2 separate regions of the Homo sapiens genome follow, and region 2 is linked to region 1. Evidence: chromatin contacts called from ENCODE Hi-C data. All regions are on one chromosome and are shown on one strand. Each heading gives the region's core, a stretch centred on a gene start or an enhancer-like site at or near the end of the contact. The rest is flanking DNA. Distances are from core to core; before and after follow the strand shown. Region 1 overlaps C11orf97 (chromosome 11 open reading frame 97). Region 2 overlaps ENDOD1 (endonuclease domain containing 1).

Region 1 (7,176 bases), core at 443-2,942:
GAAAGAAAAGAAAAATGTAGGCTTATGAGACATTCATTATGGAAATAGTGCATTTATTGTATTGTTTATTTTAAAACTATTTCTGCATTTCTATTCTATAAAGGACTTTGCAGAAATAAAGTGATGTATTAATTTAATGTTTTCAAGTTGCAAGGTCTTTTGTATTTTTCTGGCTAAAACCTACAGAGGTTATAGTAGTCATGAAAAATTTGATTACTGAACTTATTAATCTTCCCCTTACACAACACTTCCTTTTCCAAAGAATTTCAGAAATGTATTGCCAGATACATTAATGAGTGTCTACATGTGCGTTAATACATGTAAACTTAATTTTGAATCCAGTTTATTTACTACTTAAGTACAAGCTTAGAAAGTGCAAAATGTTGCCAAGCAAATGTGGATATATTTCATTATTTCATTCAATTAAAATGTTTTTTGTACCTACAATATAGGAGGAATTTACTAGACACCAGTTATTCATTATTTCATTCAATTAAAATGTCTTCTGCACCCAAAATATAGGAGGAATTTACTAGACACCAAAGGCTTGCCAAGACAATTATAGAGCCTAGGAGTCACCAGACATAAATTAAAATTACTTATATTTTTCTTTCTGTAGTCAAACTCTGACCTTGCTTGCACAAGAGAAGTACAGACGATATGGCTCTAAACTGGATTTTCAAGCTCCAATGTTCATTATTTACAATCCAAAGAGAGCTGAAAGGAACTAAAATATTTTTAAGGTGTGAGCTTACCTTCCCTATAAGACCAGGCCAGGTCCTACTGGCTAAAATTTTGGGCATAAAGGCATGGTTTAGTCATTTTAAAATTCAGTATAAAAATACACGTATAAAGGTTTCTGAGTAGAAGGTGTTGGAGGCATGAGAAGGGAAGAGAGAAGAGGAATCTCTAGAAGATTCTGAGCCTCAAGAACAGATTTGATTCTTTTCTTCTAGCTTCTCCCCTTGTGCCTGCTGCCCTTTTCTTTTTCAGTTGAGAGGAGTCGACACTTGAAGTCTTTCTGGCTCCGTGCCCGCTTTGTCTGCCTTCCTCCTTCTGGAATGCACATGCCCTGAGCTGAGGGAGTAAAGTTTCTCTTAAAAGAAGCAGCTGCCTCAGAGAGCACCCATGCTGTTTTCTAGACCCCCTTTTATCCAGTCAAATATATCACCTTCTGTAACTTCTTCACCCAAACATCACTTCACATGTATGGAGGGCTATTTTTTTTCCTGCAACCATTATCCCTGAATATAGTAAATATTTATGCATAACCATATTTTGCTTTGAGAGTTTCAGATGCATTTCTGGGCATCTGCATTTATATTTCAGGTGTTTTTCTCTGTGACATTCTTGTGATTGCATCTGAAAGAGCACACTTCATTTAGTACAATTCTTCCATCTAATTTGATGTGATTTGTCTGCACGGTTCTGCTTCCTGATTTTATACTGCTTTCCACGTACTGGATCTTCACAAAGTGTCAACCACAAGTTCAAATCTATTTCCCTGGTCTCCCACAGGGTATCATGCACTGGGGGTATTGAATAAATGTCATAGGCTCCTAAATTTGAGAGTTTATTATCCAGAGGCTGGGGAGCAGCCCTTTTCTATCTCTGAACAGGATAGAAGAGGAAACTGGCTTGAATGGCAGGGGAAGATTTAGGTTAGATAGAAGGAACAGCTTAAACTTTGTAAGGTCTTAAACAGAAGGAGATTGTGCAATCTTCCTTGAAGGTCTTTGAAGAAGAGAGAAACTAATCTTGACAGATAGCTTCAGCTACTCCACTCAGGAGTGGGAAAGGAGAGGCAAGTATTGACATTCAGCTTGGCAAGTCAGCTCAATGACTGTACCTCCAGTCACGGAATCTTAGTCCATGCTTGGATAGTAAAATCATTCTCCCTGTACAAAAATAGCTATCATTTATTGAGTACAAAGCACTTTACAGCCATCTCATCTAAATCGTACAATAATCCTTCAAGTAGATATTATTATCCCTATTTCGAAAATGAGGAAATTAAGACATAGTGGGTTAAATAACTTGGTCAAAATCATGTAACTGATATATGGTAGAACTAAGATCAAAACCCAGATCTCCTCTGAACCCAGAGACTATGCTGCTAGTAATTACTTGCTATGGAATCCTTTAGAGAGGGATCAAATATCAGTGAGGATGCCAGTGGGCAGCCTTGGATCTGTGGAGAATATTTGGCATTAATATTTGCAGCGTTAGAAATGGGAAAAACAACTTATGGCAACTCACCCAAATTCACCAACTTACTAGACTTGAGTTGCAGTTTTCTACACAGTAGACATTCACCACATGCTTGTTTGCTGAGTCTCAAAACCTAACCAGGTGATTTTAGGATATGGAGGATAACCAAGTGCAAATCTTTGCTAAACCTTATTGAAAGGTATCAGGACCCAAGACCTATAATTATCAATGGGCAAACATCACTTTCCAGGTATTTTGCAATGATTTTTAAAATGTAGGATCCAGTGAGTTTATTGTTGCTCTTTTTCAGAGGGAGATTAAACAGCATCTAGTTTGTGGCTTTTAGAGGATTCTTGGATCTATTGGATGAATTAACTATTGGATGAATTAATGTAGTGATTTTTGGTCCTATTATCTTTGGAAATATTTTCTCTTACTGTAGGAATTAAATCAGAATCAGATAAAGTTGACTAAATGAATTCCATTTATTAACTGTTATTTCTGATCCTTCTCTGTTTTGTTATGTATGTTTCTATTCATCTATTTATTTAGGGGCAAGTTAAATTATCTAAGAGCACTGTAGAGGTTTAATTGCATAGAGAATAGTTGAATAAATGAAATGGAATAAAAGATTAAACATATGATAAAGATTTGAGTGGTTTGATTAGTCAAACCAAATAAACCCCCACCCAAATAAATAAAAAAATCACCAATTAAATACTTTAAAAACTCTGTGCTAAAAAGAGAATACGCTAATAATTATTTTCTTGCCTTAAAAAATATTGACAGTGGCCCTGGAAGGGATTTGGAGCATTAAAAGGAATCTGCCTGTGGGAGGCTTGAAGCCAGGACTGCCGAGCAGAAACAGTTTATTGCCACAAGCCAAGTACTACTCCAGGCACGGAGGACTCAGAAGTAAGACCCTGATGCCCTTGACTTCCACTGAAGCCCCTGAGGGGACTTTACAGTTTACAAACCAGTGGTATATGCTCTGTTTAAAGATCTCAATCAAAACTCAACCTTCCTTTGACTTGTTTCTCTTGGGTTGCTTTTAGTTTGGCCATATTATGTGATTATGGAACTCAAACCGTAACAATTCACCTAACCAATTTACCCCCATGGATACAACAGAAGTTCATCCTCTGAGTTACACTCATGACTTTTTTCTTTACTTTCTATCTACACAAGACTTTCTAGCACACAGTCAGCCTCTGTGAAGAGGAATCCTGTACTGTCTTTTCTTCTCGATAGAGGATCTTTGTTTCCCAGTGGAAATGAGGAAAGGGAAATGAGGGAATGAAGGAAGAACATGGCAGCCACTTTGCTTGGCTCTCTTAGTTTCACCCTATTCCAGGAATGAGGCCACCAGACTGGGCCCAGGATACCATTGTTCCTTAGCAGACATAAACTTTGGAACAAAATATTACTCATTCCTCACTGTCATAGCCAGTGTCTGCCAGGAACATTTGTAGCAGGATGTGGGGAAGACAGAGGTCTTCATATGGAAGCACAGTGTCCAGATAATCTAGGGACATGCAGCTGTGTATATAAGTCCTCAAAATAGACCTACAATTGGGAGATTACCCTGGGTAAAAAGGGAGAAGTAGATAAAATTCAAGCTTGGGTACTCAACCAAGATATGAATCATAATAGCAATGCTATATAGCATTGCTTATTCTAGATTCTTAATATATACAATAATAGGCTGGGCACAGTGGCTCACACCTGTAATCCCAGTACTTTAGGAGGCCAAGGTAGGCAGAAACTCAGGCACAGAGAGGTGAAATAATTTACCCCGGTTCGCTCAGCTAACAAGTAGAAGAGTAGAAATGCTGGGATTTGAACCAAAGCAGCCTGTCTCCAAAGTCCATGCTTTCAACCACTAGACACTACTGCATCTCTGAGCCAAGTGCCCACGAGCTAGGATGTCTATTGGACCTGAAGTGAGATGAGAGTTCAATAAAAGTGTCACATAGGAGTAGGGTCCCCAGGGGGCCAGGGATGCAGCCTCTGGGATATGGACTCAGTAAGGGAAAAAATACAGCCACTAAGAAACTGAAACAAGAGGTTAAAAAAACAAACACAAAACTTGTTACTAAAGGGGATTCATGTAGCAAACAGGAGCCAGTTAGGAAGACTTCAGTTTAATGATAATAAAGTAGTAGTAGCCACCATTTATCAGGAGCCAGGCATGGCAGCAAGTGTTTTATACAGTTATGTAATCCACATGATCATATGAGTTGAGGATTATAATCTCCATTTTCTGGGTAAGAAAACTGAGGCATAGAGACACTTTACTACCTACAATCCCATGTCTAGCAGGTAGTGGAGCCAGAACTACAAACCCATGTCCATCTGGCTTCCAAGACTATGCCCTCAGTTCCAAGACTATGGCCCAACACTACTGGGCCATCATGGCAGAGAATCTAGTCACTGTGCAACAAGCAACAGTTGTTGTGTTGCGGTTAAATAGGTACAAATGCCAGGGATATGGAAACACAGGGTTTTAGGAATCTGGGAGGCAGCTACCTTCATAATTCACAAAGATATTAGTGTCCTGAATTAATGGTTGATTCAACCAAAGTCTGGGCCACTTGCCTATTGGAAGCTATTTATCTCAACTTTCCACTCAATTTCTTAGGTTCCACTTATTGTAGGTAATTCCATCATTCCAAGAAAACTCACTAAGTAATTTGTTTTAAAGATGAATGGTTTTCTGCGTGCATATTATGAGACTGATTGAATAACAAATTTCCTTTATTTAAAGACATACAAGTCCAATAAATTATCCAATTTATTGATTGGGGACATATGATAAAAAATGCATGTTTCATTTTGATCATAATTGCATTCCTTTCATCCATACAATTTAAGAGACATTTCATGGCTCCCGCTCATTTGTACTCATCCACACTACATTCCTAGTAGCCCTCGGCCCTCCATTTATTTCCAGCTGGTGCCAAGCCCTTACAGTGGTCATGTTACAATATGTAACTGTTATTGACACATAGCTTAGCTTCATCTCTTTAGGTTGCCAGCTGCATTTTTGTCATATCATATGAGCTGCTACTATCTGCTGTACAATCACAATTGATCAATCTATATGTCAGACTGGTAACCAAGAATTAAACCTTTCTCATTATCAATGAAAAAGGAAGATGCTAGGCACAGAAATATCATAGAAGAACAAAATCCATAGATAATTTTCAAAAATTGTCAGTAGTAATTAATACACTATCACAAACTCCATGGAGGCAGAGACTGTGTTTTACTCACCACTGTGTATCTGGCACTTAGCACAGTGCCTGGCACAGTAGGTGCTCAATTGCTATTAGTCATGAGAATGACCAATGAATGAATGAACCAGTAAGTATATGTTAAATGCCTCTTTATGTTTAGAATCTTCTTGCTGCTAACTCACATACATCCCCTGCTCCCTCAAAAGTATATCGTTTTCTCTACTTGAGACCACTAAACCAAATGCAAACAATAGAGGGAAAAGCAATGCAACCTACTTTCTTCACTGTGTGAATCTTGAAACGTTGCATATATTTTAAATACATCTTGGAACTAACACTTTCAAAGAGAGGTCTTCTGTGGCTTACAATGAGTTTTCCAGGAACTTCTCCCATAAAATATGCTTCAGTTAGATACTTCAGTCAAATCCCACTGTCAATTTAAACAATTCACTTGTGCTTTTCTTCTCTCTTTCTCATGAACAATGTGATCATGGTAGTTGGGACTCTTCCAACATATAATACACATCATTTAAAGTTTAAATTTAGAATTATGATCATCCAACTGTAGTTCTAAAGCATGTTTCCATTAGAGACTGTGAAGCATCTACTGCTTTCATCACACTAAGAGGTTTTATTCATTTACTTTTATCAATCCCAGCACTCTGGGAGGCCAAGGCGGGCAGATCACTTGAGGCCAGGAGTTCAAGACCAGCCTGGTCAACATGGCGAAACCCCGTCTCTACTAAAAATACAAAAATTAGCAGGCGGGGTGACGCACGCTTCTAGTCCCAGCTACTCAGGAGGCTGAAGAACCAGAATCGCTTGAACCTGGGTGGCAGGGGTTGCAGCGACCCAAGATTGGGCCACTTCACTCCAGCCTGGGTGACAGAGCAAGACTGTGTTTCAAACAAACAAACAAACAAACAAACGGTAATGGTTGATGACAAAAAACCTTTTATCGTTTCCTTCTTATTCTGTGCCACAAAACAAGCCAAAAAAAAAAAAAAAAAAAAAAGCATTGTCTAGTCTGGTGCTAAGCTTGAATGTGCCTACAATTCACATGGTATCTCAATAAAATTCAGACTCTGATACCATAGGTCTGGGGTGGGGTCTGAGATTCTGTATTTCCATCCAGCTCCCAGGTGATGCTGATGCTGCTTGTCCGGAAACTATGCTTCAGTCGTGAGGGTTTGGAAGACTAAGTAGTGGCTTTTCTGGTTACTGGGATGACATGGGTGTGGCTCTTACATTCTGCTCAATCAAATGGGAACATTAAGTCAAATTTAGATTAAAATGGGTGAGATTAAAGAGCATCTCCCCGAAGTAAAACACTTATTTTTTCACTTTTTTTTTTAACTCTAGGATAAGATGAATTAGATTTTCCATTAAGAAGGAACCTCTTTCTGCTGATGTCTGAAGAACGGAGAAGAAACTCAAGCTTGTTTCAGGATTTAAGATGTGTGCAAAAAAATGATAGCCTGTAATTACTATTATTGGTATTAATACCTATCTATAAATTAATCCAAAGTAATGAAAGACTATTGGTAATGTTCAGTAAGTACCTGAAAACAATAAAGGAAAATATACTTATTTTTAGTTGTCACAGTTATAATTCATTTGGCTTCTAATTCAGGTTATTTTATTAAATATGTGAAACAATGATGAAGCAAAGGCACGTTTACCGAGTATTTACTTCAAGGCAAACATTATAAACCTTAACCCTTTA
Region 2 (7,089 bases), core at 2,262-4,761, 610 kb after region 1:
GCATGGGGTCGATGGATGAGAAACATGAGCGTAGCAAGAGTTACATTTTGCAGAAAAATAGCGGAGGCACACCCAGAGTAGAACAGCAGCCAGCAAGCTGCCATCCTGATCAATTTGTGATGCAAGGTTAGGGAGTATGAGCACCGCATGGGTCCATGCTAGGGAGATGTGCACCAGGCTTAGCTAAGAAACTTAAAGCAGTATTTTACCAACTCTTGTCTTAGGGAGCATAAAGTTTGGATGTCCCTTTATTTCAGCAGTGTGAAGGTAAATGGAAGGGTGAGGGTTTGACTTGGTACTGATTGGTCAAGAATCCTGCTGGATAAAGAAAAGGAATTTTAGAAGTGACCAGAGGGACAGTCCAGCCAAACTATTATTTGATAAGGAACCCAAGGCCCTGGGAGGCAACAGGCTAGCCCTTAGTTTCATGGCTAGCTGAGAGCAGATTAGGAGCCAACGTTGTTTGCACATGTCCCATCACACCTGAGATGTCAGACATGGGAAGTTCGTGCTATTATTCAGTTGCCTCTCTGGACCATGGCAAGATTTCCTCATTCATCAAACAGACTCCAGGCCCTGACAAAGCAGTTGGATTTGGCATGTGTGATGAAAACAATTAGCCATCCATGTACAACATTATGCTTACTGCATCCCATGGAAACTTAATTCCCTCCTAGCACATATTTGCATACTGAAAGGTCCGAAAAGGGCATCCACGGCAGCTTGAGCCCCTTAGCACCATGTAAGGAGCACAGCATCCAAACGGCTTCTTGAGAACCATTGGGGAATGTCTTTCTTTTTCACATCCAATTGTTTAGTGTCTATTTATTCTTGGGTGGCCAGTTTTGAAACCTAAAAAGGGACAATAAAGCAAAAAGTATCAGTAAGGATAGGTGGCTGAGACCCACTGCCCTGAGCTACTAGTGTGGCTGTGCCTGTGGGTCTCTAGAACCATCTGCATTGGACGTGAAGCCACAGCAGGTGGCTGGACTGCTGGCCTGTTCCTAATGAGCTACGCTGGGCTTTGAGGTAGAGGTTGGGGTTTATGAACCCCAACTCTGGCTTAAAGATCTTGCTGTGGCTCTGTTATGTTCTGAGGCCTTGGGATTAGCCTCTTCCTCATTATGGAGCTGATTTTCTAGTCTGTGGATCAGCTATGCCTTTGGACACTTCTCTTTTCCATTGTGCCTTTTGAATGTTGTCTTCTCACTCAGCATCAGCACTTCGATCTAAATGCAGACTAGGTAGTTGGGAGGAGGAACCAAAGTGAACCATCCTTCATTTATTCAGTCATTCGTTCATCTGTCAAACACGTATTTGGACATCAAGGTTGCAGAGATGAACAATGCATGGATTTCATCTTTGAGGAGTTCAAAACCTAGTGGAGAGAACACATGGTACAATCGTAACACATGAAGGACAAGTAAGTGCTGCAGTAAAGGTACTAATAACATGTTCCTTGGAACAGAGGAAGAAAAACCACGAAACCATGGAAATTAGGGAAGCCTTTACAGAGGGTGTGACAAAACTCAATTTGACATTTTCAAGCTATGTACAATGATGTGCACCTTGCAGATGCTCAATAAAGTAATTACTGACAACTCGTTAGCAGTTCTGTAAAATATCTAAAAGGGGAGAATCCTAATAGTTGAAATGAGGCTTGGGGACTGTGAATTGTTGCCATTTTCTTCTTGATCCGCATTAATTCAAGCAGCTTCCAGTGACTGGCTTTTGTTCATTTCTTTAAAAGTTTGCATCATACATGAAAAAACAGAGAGGTCTGGATCAGTGAAACAGGACTTAGAACTATTTTTTAATGTTATTGCTCTGCAAAGTATTTGGGACAATAAGTGTTTTTGATATCTTGCATAATTAAGCACCAAAGACTTACTGCTTCACTGAATCTGAATCACATAGAAAATTATAGAAATACTTTTATTAGTTTGTTTATTCATTAGGAAGCTCCCACAGTGAGAGAAATTACAAGCAGTCTCTGACGGGGGCTGGTCCTCTCTGTGGCCTTTAGTAGGGTGATCCTCTTGGGTGGAGGTGGCAGTAATTCTTGGCTGCCTTCCCAGTGTGGGCAGCATCTTGCCTAAGCTCACCACAGAATACGTGTTTGTCCAAATGTTACACTACAAGCCATATAGTGTGGACTGCTTGCTTTTCATTAATGGGTTCTCAGTCTTCCCATTGTCTCTCTTTGTAGGTATTTTCCCCCAGGTCATGGATTGATGTCTAACTCCAAATCAATTTTTAAGCTTAAATTTCAACAAAGAAAGTGCTTATAACCACTTGTCATCCTCAATTATCCATTGTGAGGAGGTGGATGTAAGATGACTTCTGGAGGCCAGTACTTCCTAATGATTAAGAGCCCACGCTCTAGAGTCAAAATGATGTAGGCACAAATCCTGGCTTCCCCACTTATTGTGTGATCTTCAGCAAGTTACTCACCTCGGCTTTCTCATCTATACAATTATGAGTACCTATCTCAAAGGGTTGCTATGAGCATTAAATGAGTTAATGAACATAAAGCATTCATCACTTACCATGCTTGGCACATGGTAAGTGCTCAGCAAATGTTAATTGTTGCTAGATCTATTGTGGGCAATGATATTTACACTTCTTGGACAAAATTGGTTTGATGGTGCCTTAGAGGTTAGGATGTTTCTAGATCAACGCTGGAAGAACCAGGATCAAAGTGTGGTCTGGGAGTCAAAGTCATGAATGAAAATGAAGCAAGCCAGAACCTCATCAGTGGTGTCCATGAATCTGAAGGTACAGATGAGGGTTGGACCTGGAGTCTCAAAAGAGAAGGGTCAGAAAACTGAAACTCAACATGTGTCCAGCACTATTCAGTTTTATCTCATAATCAAGCCTCCAAAATCCAAACACATTGTCAGCATCTGCTTTGAAGGTAAGCATTGCAGGTAGGATGAGGCAACCCAAAGATGGCATTGAGAAAGAGGCAGAGCCTCTTGGACACTGTGCCTGGTGAGTGTGGGTTGGTGGGGGAAAGGCAGGTGATCATTCTGATACAGGGCCTTGGGGTTAACTAGTTTTAGTTGTCCTGTGACACTTTTGGGAAAGTCTTCAAACCTTTGTGAGATTTAATTCCTTATCAATAAAATGTGGGTAATAAAAATATCACCCCATAGGGTTTTTTGTAAAGATCAAGTGAAACTAGCTTTGTAAACTATCAACTATCATAAAAATATAAAGATTCATAATTATAAGTTTCCAAGGTTGGTCCTATTTCTTTAAAAATTGGTGCATACTTCCATTTTTTTAAAGGTGAGTAGATGTGAATGAAAATTAAAGTGCTTATTCAGAAAGCATAAATGGCTTAGCCAGAAATTGGGTTTGACAGTAAATGTTGAACATTATGCCTTGGGAACTTAAGATTCTCAGAATGCTGCCTCATCCAGCCTTGAGTCCTACTTTCTTAAAACCCAATCAATCCCGTTTTCAGTAGATTCCTCCACACACCTCATGTCCATTTGCTGTCTGGCTCGGCTGAATCATTGAAATGAGTAATAGGCACTGAAATGAAAGACACCATATGAATCTTGTAAAACCTGAAAAGAAACAAGTGCGAGACAGTGAACAGTCCTGGTGAGTCTGAGAACTGGCAGAAGCTGCCTAGACCGCCCCTGGCAGCCTGCACACTCAAGGCCAGCCCAGGCCTGCCACTGACATCTGTCCCTGAGAACATCAGACAGCAGCTTCTGGGCTTTGTTTAGGCTGCACCAAGTGTGTGTTTCTCCAGCATTCTTGCTGATTTGGCATATCCAGATGTATTCTGTTTACTGCGTCTGGAAGGAAACTTCCAGGGGAATAGAAGTCTCAAGTGAGGAAGTGGCAGGCTTATGTAAAGGGGAGAGTGCACCTGGAACACAGGAGCCCTGAGTTTCCCTCCTCTGAGTTACTGTACATTTTCTGGTTGTAATCACTGGTATATTTGCAAAACAAGAGAGGGACCATCTCTAGGGTCTTCTCAAATTGCAGGCAATAAATCCTTGCTTTTCAACAAGTACTTTCATATATTTGGGTCACAGAGATTCTGATTGCATTCTCTCAACTTATCTCTCCTATCTGAAGGTTACCAAAAGTCAGAGAAATTCCCTGCGATGTTATCAGGAAGGACAGGGAATGATACATCCTGAAAACATCGTTATTTTTATTATTATCATCAGCATTTCTTCTCCCCAGACTTAGAGAATTAATTAGCAGGGTTGCCATTAGGTGGTGGCCAACCTAAGAGTAAGAAATGTTAGTAATGCCCCTGGCTTCTATTTAACTCCCTCAGTAGCCTGAAGGGTTGCCAGAAATCTCACCACTTGGCACGCTTCCTGTAGACTAGGAAAATACAAATAATCTGAAAGAAGTTAACACATTGTGTCAATGCTAGCAACTTAGGGTAAATGATTTTATGAAATCCTTCCTACTAGCTGGGAACAATTCTACATGCAAGTAATTTTTTTTTTGAGACGGAGTCTCGCTCTGTCGCCCAAGCTCCGCCTCCCAGGTTCACGCCATTCTCCTGCCTCAGCCTCCCGAGTAGCTGGGACTACAGGCACCGGCAACCACGCCCGGCTAATTTTTTGTATTTTTAGTAGAGATGGGGTTTCACCGTGTTAGCCAGGATGGTCTTGATCTCCTGACCTCGTGATCCGCCCGCCTCGGCCTCCCACAGTGCTGGGATTACAGGTGTGAGCCACCGTGCCCGACCACAAGTAATTGTTTTGATTGGTAAGAGGTATGGTGGGAATACCATATTGAGAGTCAGGAGGTGCCTGTCTTAGACCAGCATCCTGTGGAACTGGAGCCTTACCCCAAGTGAGCCCTTTATTGTAAGGGCTGGAGACAAAGTGAAAGACCCTGTAAGATCTTAGAAATCAGGCCACAGAATTTTTCTCTAAATGTCTAATATTAGATCAGTCCATAATGGATCAAAGTAGAAATGCACACCTGAAAGAAATAACAAGCGTGTTGGGCCTATTGCACTCATAACCAGTGGTATGCTGGTAAATGTTGAACCACCAGCTTTCTGTGTTTGCGGGGAGAGCACCCTGATTTGTAATGTTTGCCAATTTCTGTGGTGTCAATATTTCCATCACAGCTGATGTCAAGCTGCCAATGTGACATCACTGAAAGCAGCATTGGGAAGAGATGTACACAGCCTGGGCTCCTGAGCTAGTGCAAGTCACTGGGAACTGGCTCCCCCATACCACTAACTTCATCATCCAATTGAGTGCATAAGATACACAGAAGGAACATTTCCAGCAGAAAAGAATTGAACAGCTATAGTATGGCAGAGGGAGGAAAATCACTGAAACAAATACTGACCATGCCCTTTTGAGTACTATTCAGGAGAGAGGAAGGCTTGACAATCTGAACTTTAAATATTTCGAAATCCAAAGACTACATCCCCAGCCCTGTAAAATAAATTCATAAGGTTATTTTAGCTCAGTGCCATTAAACAATAACTTATCTAATGCCTTATTTTCCATCCTTTTCCAGTCAAACAAGCTTCTGCTCATGGCCTGGCTTTCTTTTTTTTTTTTTTTTTTTTATTATACTTTAAGTTCTAGGGTACATGTGCACAATGTGCAGGTTTGATACATAGGTGTACATGTGTCATGTTGGTTTGCTGCACCCATCAACTCATCATTTACATTAGGTATTTCTCCTAATGCTATCCCTCCGCCAGCCCCCACCCCCACAACAGGCCCCAGGGTGTGATGTTCCCCGCCCTGTATCCAAGTGTTCTCATTGTTCAGTTCCCACTTATGAGTGAGAACATGCGATGTTTGGTTTTCTGTCCTTGTGATAGTTTGCTGAGAATGATGGTTTCCAGCTTCATCCATGCCCCTGCAAAGGATGCAAACTCATCCTTTTTTATGGCTGCATAGTATTCCATGGTGTATATGTGCCACATTTTCTTAATCCAGTCTATCATTGTTGGACATTTGGGTTGGTTCCAAGTCTTTGCTATTGTGACTAGTGCTCATGACCTGGCTTTCTATGTTGGTTTGCCTCTATGGTCCAAGTACGCTGAACATACAGATTTCAAACTCTCTTGGCAATGCTATACTAAAGCAACTTGAACAAGTGGTTTTTGATTATGTTTTGGCTTCCTGTGTAGCTTAAGTACATAATGTACATAAGATGATAATGGGAGTGCTCTAGTCTATATATCAGCTCTATTTTTAATGTAAATTAATAAAATTTCATTGTAGTATTGTCCTTAATCTCTTGTGTGTCCTAGCATGAATCCCTTTCTTAGAGTCTTATTGCTTCCAGAAGCTCAGCAGAGCCCACATCTGAGCTTTCAAATCTGGAAAATATTTCAGGTTGTGGTATTCAGACCAGCAGAGAGAATTCTGCACAGCCTTGGTTAGCTTTCCCTGAAATACCACTGCCACATTTCCATCTCCTGTCTCAGACTCACCTCTGAGCTCTGCAACCTCTGTCTGTGAATCAAATGTCACAGGATGTGTTGAAAATCAATAAAAACTCATCCTCTGCCATTGGATGGCAGAATGCATTAGTTAGGATACCTTTGCCTGCATGCAATAGAAACCCCTCTCAAACTAGCCTTGTCCCAAATTTACTGGATCATATAACAAGAATTTAGAAGGGGCCTCTTGAATCAGGGACTCACAAAATGACAGAACTCTATCCACTATCAACAACTCTTTGTTGTCTTCATTCTCACCTAGAGTAAATGATATTTCTTCATACACTGTGAAGCACAGGGAGCTCTGAATATTCACCCTGATGGTCTCATATCTGGAGGAGGAAAGCTCCTGTGTTAGTTCTGGCTGGGAGAATCCCCAGGAAGGTTTCTTTTTCCTAGTTGGGTACATGCAATCCTTGAGTCAATCACTGTGGCTGAGTGAGTGCAATAAGATGATTGACCCAGACTGGATTATGGATCCATATGATGGTGTTGGTAGTTCTCATAGGAAGGACAGAGGAGAGGAAGCAAGATAGACATCCGCAGTAGTCCCTCATAGACTGACTTACAGCTTTATTTAAGACGTATAATGATGCCCTTTCAATTTATTAGGTGGCTTTTAACTT

What was found. A loop is a pair of places that touch in the nucleus more often than their neighbours do. Pooled maps may share reads with other maps.
Region 2: a map of B cell shows a loop between it and region 1 (4-fold over the local background). The contact joins two enhancer-like sites. A Hi-C loop is called at or near these places in 3 of 168 maps with a recorded cell type or tissue (B cell, dorsolateral prefrontal cortex and naive thymus-derived CD4-positive, alpha-beta T cell) and 6 of 50 pooled maps.

Annotation. Positions count from the first base shown.
Region 1 is chr11:94,525,084-94,532,259 of GRCh38, forward strand. It overlaps C11orf97 (chromosome 11 open reading frame 97), which reads left to right. Exons shown (of 4, transcript NM_001190462.2): 3 at 3,001-3,126; 4 at 6,813-7,040. The coding sequence ends at 6,817. Among named protein-coding and RNA genes, the nearest start is that of FUT4, 15 kb to the right of the region's middle. Within about 2 kb of position 1,693, at least 3 of the 41 ENCODE cell types and tissues checked have a DNase peak (open chromatin) inside an H3K27ac peak, as active enhancers do.
Region 2 is chr11:95,131,045-95,138,133 of GRCh38, forward strand. It overlaps ENDOD1 (endonuclease domain containing 1), which reads left to right. Exons shown (of 2, transcript NM_015036.3): 2 at 1-1,601. Among named protein-coding and RNA genes, the nearest start is that of LNCRNA-IUR, 16 kb to the right of the region's middle. Within about 2 kb of position 3,512, at least 8 of the 41 ENCODE cell types and tissues checked have a DNase peak (open chromatin) inside an H3K27ac peak, as active enhancers do.